Regions from separate parts of the Homo sapiens genome. Here region 1 is linked to region 2. A link is a contact called in ENCODE Hi-C or POLR2A ChIA-PET data. All regions are on one chromosome and are shown on one strand. The core of a region is the stretch at or near the end of the contact, and the rest is flanking DNA. Distances in the headings are between cores, read along the strand shown.

Region 1 (4,096 bases), core at 19-2,518, 310 kb before region 2:
TGTGCACTCAAATCGCCCTTGATCCAGGGGTATTTTCTCATTCAGAACACACTTTGAAAGGCGGCCATTCCCCTTCTGGAGAAAGCCTGGAGAATCTACAGTGCCCTTAATTACAGTGCAAAGAGCACTAGACACACAAGGCCCTCACAGGCCAGCGCAACCCTGGGTGGAGCCTCAGGGTTCAGCTGACAAATGATGAGGGTCTTACTCCCTATGTCTAGGGGGGCTTCGTGGGCTGACTTCTGCATCAGGACTATGATGAGGGTGGGGGAGCGAAATTGAGGCACTCACGTCATGCACAAAATGTAAGAGGGTGACAAAAACCACAGTAATCAATAGAAATATATATATTTTTGAGACAGAGTCTTGTTCTGTCACCGAGGCTGGAGTGCAGTGGCACGATCACAGCTCACTGCAGCCTCGACCTCCTGGGCTCAAGTGATCCTCCCACCTCAGCCTCCTGAGAAGCTGGAACTATAGACCTGTGCCACCACACACGGCTAATTTTTAAATTATTTGTAGAGACGGAGGTCTTGCTATGTTGCCCAGGCTGGTCTCAAACTCCTGGCCTCAAATGATCCTCCCACCTCAGCCTCCGCAAAGTGCTGGGATTACAGGTATGAGCTAGCGCACCTGGCAGAAATAATTTTTTTTAAGATGGAATCTTGCTCTGTCGCCCAGGCTAGAGTGCAGTGGCGCAATCTCAATTTACTGCAACCCGTGCCTCCCTGGTTCAAACGATTCTTGTGCCTCAGCCTCCCGAGTAGCTGAGATTACAGGCGCCCTACCAACACGGCTGGCTAGTTTATTTTTTTATTTTTTTATTTTTAGTAGAGACGGGGGTTTCACCATGTTGGCCAGGCTGGTCTCGAACTCCTGACCTCAAATGATCCACCCGCCTCAGCCTTCCAAAGTTTTGGGATTATAGGAGTGAGCCACCACCCCCGGCCAGAAATATTTTAATACAATATTTTAATAAATCAAAAATAACCCAAAAACTCTATGATAAACAAAATATCAGAATGTTAAGTAAAGATGAGATCTGACAGGGCCGGGATCAGGGCGAGGTAAGGGAGGGCGAGTCATGGAAGAGCAGCTGGATCCTGGTGTCCATCCGCAGCTCGGGAGCCCTTGGCAGCCAGGCCTCGCAGGTGAAAAGGCTTTTTTTCCCTCCTGCCTGTCATCTTCACTCAGGCCACTAGGGGGAGAACGTCGACTACACAAACCTCCCGGCCTGCGGCATGGAGGCTGGGAGATACACCCTGGTCTCAGGCTATTTTCTAGATTGCCTGCCAGAAAGCAGGTTGTTGTTCAGTCCATTGAAGGTCTCTTTCAATTCAGCAGACGTGTCCTGAGCACTCACTGAGGCAAGGCTGAAGAATGCACCCGGGGTCCCCAAACCAGGTGAGGAGTCAGATCTATCTGGCACCACAACCTCATTCAGCAGCCGAACCTCCTGCGGGGACAGCTTCCATGCGCTTTCATAAAAGCTCCTCAGCCGATTCTAACCCACAGCCGGCTTTGCCAAGCTCTGGGCCGGGCTGAGGGGAAAACTAACACAGGAAAGACTCGAGTTCTGCCCTTCAAGGGAGGACATTTTGTGTGCCTCCCTTGTCCCGGTGTCATTTCCACAGCTGTCCTCAGGCCGGGGTGGCACTGAGAATGGAGCACAGTGTGGGTTTGAAGGTCACCTCGCAGGCCCAGCTCCTCAACCACAGCATCTGAGGGTGCTCCCGAAGACCTCTGTGGCTTCCCAACACTTTTCTCTCCCTGCTCCAGAGACGGAGACCCAAAAAGAATTTCTCCGAAAGAGGCCGGGCACGGTGTCTCACGCCTGTAATCCCAGCACTTTGGGAGGCCGAGGTGAGTGGATCATTTGAGGTCAGGAGTTCGAGACCAGCCTGGCCAACATGATGAAACCCTGTCTCTACTAAAAATACAAAAAAAAAAAAAAAAAATTAGCCGGGCATGGTGACGGGTGCCTGTAATCCCAGCTACTCGGGAGGCTGAGGCACTAAAATTGTTTGAACCCAGGAGGCGGAGGTTATGGTGAACCAAGATTGTGCCACTGCACTCCAGCCTAGGCAACAGAGTGAGACTCCGTTTCAAAAAAAAAAAAAAGAATTTCTCAGAAAGAGCCCAAAGATGGCTCTGGAAAATGGTGGGGTTTGTTTTTTTATTTTTTATTTTTTAAACATTCTCCATCTACTTTATACTTTTGCCTCAGATTGGCCCTGACTTAAAAACAATAATGAAGAGTTCAACCTCATCACAGGTGTTTATTTTTGCTGATGCCGTTGCAAACTTCCGACAGTCATTTATCTCCACCCCAAGTGGGTTTCAAGCTGATGCTGACAGCGGTCCGAAATGGCTTCCTCGTGTGAAATGTCCATATTCTATTTGGGGCTCTCTTATCCCATAAAACACACTTAATGTGTGAGCTTCAAGACATGGAGATCAAGGGCCTCAGAGGTGAAAGGCTAACGGGGCATTAATCCTCAACCTCCTCAGTTTCCTGTCACTTGGCAGAACTAGATGGGCAAATCACTTTTGAAAAGCTCCTCATTCCCTGATGTTGAGTCTGGTTCTAGGCATCCTACAACCTGAAACCGAGGAGGGTGTGGAGGGTCTAGAAGTGCCACCTGCCGTAGGAGTGTTGGCTGTTCAACCTTGAGGAGAGAAGACTGGGAGTCCTGGTGAGACTGTCAGGGAGTAGCACTGGTGGAGTAACAGCAGAGCTGAAGGGCAAGTGGGAGTTGGCAAGGGAAGCTGGATGGAGAGGGCTTTCCAGGGAGGGGCATGGCAGGCAAAGGCCCCGTGGTGGGGCAGGGCATGACACAGGAGAGGAATCAAAGAAGCCCCTCCCCAGGTCATGGGGGCAAAGTGTGCAAGGGGAGAAGATGAGGGGGCAGAGCCCAGACCTTGAAGGCTGATAGGTCAAACTAAAGATGGCTATCTTGACCATGAGAATAACAGGAAACCACAGAATGATTTTAAGGGGGCAAGTGACATAAGCAGACTTGGGTTTTGAGAAGACCACTCTTGCAGCTATAGGAGAAACATTTCAACTTACCCTATAGAAGAGCTTTCATTTTGTTTGTTGGTTGGTTTGTTTGTTTTGAGATAGAGTCTTGTTCTGTCGCCCAGGCTGGAGTGCAGTGGTGCCATCTTGGCTCACTGCAACCTCTGCCTCCAGGGTTCAAGCGATTCTTCTGCCTTAGCCTCCTGAGTAGCTGGAATTACAGGCACCCGCCACTACACCTGGTGAATTTTTGTATTTTTAGTAGAGATGGGGTTTCACCATGTTGGCCAGGCTGGTCTCGAACTCCTGACCTCAGGTAATCCACCCACCTGGGCCTCCCACAGTGCTGGGATTACAGGTATGATCCACGTCGCTCGGCCCAGAAGAGCTTTCTAATAGAATGCTAGACCTTGGGAAAGTAATAACAATAAAAACTAACATTTACTGAGTTCTTACTAGGAATGAAACACTGTGTGCTTTTCATGGATTAATACGTTTGGCCTTGAGAACAACATGTAAGGTAGGTGTATTACGATGATCCACTTTCCACAGATGAAGAAATAGAGGCTAGAAGAGGTTCAGAAAGTTGACTGAGGTTACCCAGTTGGAGAAGTTGCACAGCAGGAGCTCAAATCCAAGTCCTTCAGACCTCAGAGGTCATGGTCATAATGACTACAGCCCTCTGACATCCAGGCTGCCAGGGACCACAACTCTGGTTCTAACCGTGGTTGCACCTGGGTGGAGTGGTAAGACTTCTAATCCTGTCTCCCACCCACCAAGTGACTCTAATGCAATTAGTCTGGAGTACAGCCTGGACATTGGGAATTTTTGGAAACTCCCCAGCTGAGTCTGTGGTGCAGCCACATTGAGACTCATAGGCAGATAGCTCGTAAAACACTTGAGAGAGCTGTTGCAGGGAATAGCCATCTCTCTGGCTGGACTCAGTGATCTCTGAGTTCCCTTCTAGCTTGGATTTTTTTTTGACTTTATGATTCACCAGTTCTGCTGCCAGAAGGCTTTCTCCAAGGTGACTGAATTTCTGGAACTGACAGATGGAGCCTGAGGGACCTTGGT
Region 2 (4,813 bases), core at 1,344-3,843:
TAGCGGAAAGAACACTGGATGTCAAAGAACTGAATTCTGGTCCTGGCTTTGACAATAACCTGCTCTTTAACATTGCCCATGCTATTTTCCTTCTCTAGGGCTCAGTTTGTCTCATCTAAAATAGGAGCGGGGTAGACTGGATGTTATATAAGATGTCTTGCAGGTCTAAAATGTCCATTTTCCTGAAATTAGGAATTTTTGTATTACAGAAATAAGGTATTTCAAATAAGTGTTCAATATTCTCACAATGCCTACTGTAGCAAATACTAAATATTTTGCAGAATATTTCACAGCAGTGACAGCCAAACTGTTTCAGGATTCAATCAAAAGCAGTTTCAGGGCTGGACGCAGCGGCTCATGCCTGTAATCCCAGCATTTTGGAGGACCAAGGTGGGCGGATCACTAGAGGTCAGGAGTTCGAGACCAGCCTGGCCAACATGGTGAAACCCTGTATCTGCTAAGAATACAAAAATTAGCCGGGTGTGGTGGTGGGTGCCTGTAGTCCCAGCTACTTGGGAGGCTGAGGCAGGAGAATTGCTTGAAACCAGGAGGTGGAGATTGCAGTAAGTTGAGTTCACGACACTGCACTCAAGCCTGGGCAACAGAGCAAGACTCCATCTCAGAAAATAAAAAAAAAGTTTCAGGAGTGTGGAGGATCCTTTTAGGATGATGGAAAAGTTCTGGAACTAGATAGTGGTGTTGGCTGTATAACACTGTGAAGGTATTTTAATCCACAGAATTGTATACAGTCATGCACTGTACAATGACGTTTCAATCAATGATAGACTGTGTATAAAACAGTAGTCCCATAGGAGTATAACGGAGCTGAAAAATTCCTATCACCTAATGACATAGTAGCCGTCATAACATCATGGCATAACCTACTACTCAGGTGTTGGTGTGATGCTGGGGTAAACAAACCTACTGCACTGCAAGTCATGTGAAAATATAACACAGGCCGGGCATGGTGGCTTATGCCTGTAATCTCAGCACTTTGGGAGGTCAAGGTGGGCGGATCACCTGAGGTCAGGAGTTCAAGACCAGCCTGGCTAACATGGTGAAACCCCATCTCTAGAAAAAATACAAAAAAATTAGCTGGGCATGGTGGCACACACCTGTAATCCCAGCTACCTAAGAGGCTGACGCAGGAGAATTGCTTGAAACCGGGAGGCAGAGGTTGCAGTGAGCTGAGACAGCGCCATTGTACTACAGCCTAGGCAACAGAGTAACTCTATCTCCAAAAAAAAAAAAAAAAGAAAGAAAGCATAATACATACATAATACTTGATAATAAATGGCTGTTATTGGTTTATGTATTTACTATACACTACTTTTTATTATGTTAAGAGTGTACTCCTTCTACTAAAAAAAAGTGTACTGTCAAACAGCCTCAGGCAGGTCCTATCGGAAGTATGGAAGTATTCCAGAACAGGGCATTTTTATCATAGGAGATGGAGATGACAGTTTCATGTATGTGTCGCTCTTGAGGACCTTCCAGTGGGACTAGATGTGGAGCTGGAAGACAGTGATACTGATGCTCCTGATCCTGTGTAGGCCTAGGCTACTGTGTGTATTTGCATCCTAGTTTTCAACAGAAAAGTTTAAAAAGTAAAAAAAAAAAAAATTATTTAATAGAAAAAAGTATATAGAATAAAGATATAGCTGGGCACAGTAGCTCACGCCTATAATTCCAGTGATTCGGGAGGCTAAAGCAGGAGGACCACTTGAGGCCAGGAGTTCAAGACTAATCTGTGAAACACAAGACCCCATTTCTAAAAAAATTAAAAAAAAAAAATTAAAAGAAAACCAAACAAAATTAGCTGGGAGTGGTAGTGCAGGTCTGTAGTCCCAGCTACCCAGCTGCTGGAGAGGCTGAGGTGGGAGGATCGCATGAGTCCAGGAGTTCAAGGCTGTAGTGAGCGATGACTGTGCCATTGCACTCCAGCCTGGGCAACAGAGCAAGACCCTGCCCCAGCTCAGAAGAGAAAAGGACATAAAGAAAATATTTTTGTAGTTGTACAACATGTTTATGTTTTAGGCTGTTATTATAAAAGAGTTTAAAAAAATTTAAAAGTTTATAAAGAAAACAAGGCACAGTAAACCAAGGTGAATTTATTAAAGAAAAATTAAAAAAATAAATTTAGTGAAGCCTAAATGTAAGATATTTATGAAGTCTACAGTAGTGTAATGTCCTAGGCCTTCACATTCACTCACCACTCACTCACTGACTCACCCAGAGCAATTTCCAGTCCTGCAAGATCCATTCATGGCATACACGGTATATGTATGTGTGTGTGTGTGTGTATACATATGTGTGTGTGTTTATGTATCTATATATATAGATGCACCATTTAAAAAATACTGCATTTTTACTGCACCTTTTCTTTTTAGATACACAAATACTTACCATTGTGTTCCAACTGCCTATAGTAATTCAGTGCAGAAACATGCTGTACAGGTTTGTAGCCCAGGAGCAATAGGTTATACCATATAGCTTAGGTGTGTAGTAGGCCATACCATCCAGATTTGTGTAAGTATACTCTATGATGTTTGCACAATGATGAAATCACCTAATAACACATTTCTCAGAATGTATACCCGTTGTTAAGTGACTCATGACTGTACTTTAAAATGGCCAACTTTATGTTATCTGTATTTTACCACAATAAACAAAACAAAAAAGGTTTCAGGGTCATCTGGGACCTTTTTTTATTTCTCTTTCAATGTTCAGCATACCAATTCAAATATCAAAAACTCTAAGAAGTCCTGTAAGTAATCTGTATAACTTTATATAAGTCAATATTTTTTCAACTTATCACATTTCTATAAGTCAAAGACACACAATTTCACAGTTTCTGAAATAGAAATAAATCTTTACAATTTATGTGTACAACTGTTGTGATGGTATTCTTTGTGTGCCTAGAAGTGATTATTAAGCTGTAGTGCATCTTATCCACTGTCTCCTCAAATCAAGGAATTATGGAATTTTATTGCAGAAACTTTTGTTTGAGGCTCATAGTCTACTAATACCTCAGAGGACCCAGGTGTTGTCTGCTGCTTACAATGGTAGTCCCCAAAGTGGAGTGTGTGGGAAAAAAAAAAAAATCACAACTTTACCATTCTTTCATAATTTTTATATATAGGTAGCTATCTATCTATATAAAACAGTATACATAATATATAGTGACAAAACAAATGTACACAGCATATAAGGACAAACAAATCTAACTATACATATAAAACAATGTATATAATATATAAGGACAGTAGTTAAAAAAAAAAAAAAAAAGAGAACCTACTCTTTTAGGGCTCTGCTCTTGTATAGCTAGCGAGACCTAGAGCTGAAACTCTGCCCTAGCTCCAGGTTACCTTTTCTCTCTCCAGATATGAAATGTGAAGCGTGGCCAGGGGCACTGAGTCAGGGATGCTGAGCTTGCAAACCTGCCTTTCAGAAATTCTTCATCTTTACCTCTTAAAGCAGTTAAACCATCATTTCCTTGAAAAACTTAGAATATAATATGCTCCTTAAATTGTGTCAGGGTACTAATCCTAGAAGTTATCAAGTCTCTCATTTTAGAGTCTTCATAAAGTATTAAAAATGCAACTTAAGGCCGGGGACGGCGGCTCACGCCTGTAATCCCAGCACTTTGGGAAGCTGAGGTGGGCGGATCACGAGGTCAGGAGTTTGAGACCAGCTTGACCAACATGGTGAAACTCTGTCTCTACTAAAAATACAAAAATTAGCCTGGCGTGGTGGCGCGCACTTGTAATCCCAGCTACTCAGGAGGCTGAGGCAGGAGAATCGCTTGAACACGGGAGGCGGAGGTTGCAGTGAGCCGAGATCACACCACTGCACTCCAGCCTAGGTGACAGAGTGAGACTCCGTCTCAAAAAAAAAAAAAAAAAAAAAGAAACGCAACTTAAAAGAACAGAAAACTTCACCAACAAAACTATTCTTTGAACAGGCAACAATCATAGAGCAACGCTCTTTTGAGTTCTCCTCAGATGTGACAGACAAAATACTAACAAGACCATACATTTTCCTAACTCAAGAACCAGACTATTTATGTGAGCCCAAACCTAGAAATATCAATAACTTGGGCAACTGTAGAAACAAAGAATCCCAAATCCCAGGAGCCAACTGGGTATGGTGCATTTCCTCTGATACTGAAGGCACATCCTTGATCCTATTTCACAATGACAATGTCCAGTCTAAAAATGTGGCAAAAGGGAGAAGCAAATCTAAAAGATCAGAATTTTCCAGGTAAGTGTAAAAACTGTTAGATGTTAATTCTGATTGCTGGTGGGACACATTAATGAATATTGTTTTAAATAAAGTTAAACCAATTGTTTTGTTTTCTCTAATACAAAATGTTGGTTTGTATACTATAAAATTATTTCTTCTCTCATGCCACATGAAATACTCCAAAAATACTCTGCTTTGAAGATTGAATCTTACACAAGTTCTGGTAAAAAAAAAAAACCGTAACCTTTCTGCATGTCCAAGCATTCAAGCACCCACCCCCGCAACCCTGCCCTGGGGCCTTTAAAAAAAACAACAACAACAAAAAAAACCTTGTCACCTAAAGTGACTGTGGTAGAGGCATTTGAGAATTTCAGACAGTATCAAAGAGATATCTGATCTAAACAAACAAATGAAAACACTGCCACTTCCAATCTTGAGCCAGCATCATGGTTGCTTAAAGGTATGTTAAATAACCTATCCTTTGTACTTTGGATGTAAGTAGCCATAGTTTAAAAAGTGGTATGGTTTAAAAAAAAAAAAAACCACTCTCATTTCAATCCAAGGATTA

The links. Hi-C counts contacts between places; a loop is a spot of excess contacts on that map. ChIA-PET counts read pairs that join two places held with the same protein, here RNA polymerase II (POLR2A). Pooled maps may share reads with other maps.
Region 1: a loop to region 2 is called in a map of heart right ventricle, with 3 times the contacts of the local background. The contact joins two enhancer-like sites. A Hi-C loop is called at or near these places in 4 of 168 maps with a recorded cell type or tissue (GM23248, heart right ventricle, kidney and 1 more) and 2 of 50 pooled maps. POLR2A ChIA-PET finds 5 or more read pairs at or near these places in 4 of 52 experiments (WTC11, activated CD4-positive, alpha-beta memory T cell and activated T-cell).

The regions. Positions count from the first base shown.
Region 1 is chr5:160,342,628-160,346,723 of GRCh38, reverse strand. No RefSeq gene overlaps it. Among named protein-coding and RNA genes, the nearest start is that of C1QTNF2, 26 kb to the left of the region's middle. Within about 2 kb of position 1,268, at least 5 of the 41 ENCODE cell types and tissues checked have a DNase peak (open chromatin) inside an H3K27ac peak, as active enhancers do.
Region 2 is chr5:160,037,756-160,042,568 of GRCh38, reverse strand. All of the region lies in intron 4 of TTC1 (tetratricopeptide repeat domain 1), which reads right to left. Among named protein-coding and RNA genes, the nearest start is that of TTC1, 31 kb to the right of the region's middle. Within about 2 kb of position 2,593, at least 2 of the 41 ENCODE cell types and tissues checked have a DNase peak (open chromatin) inside an H3K27ac peak, as active enhancers do.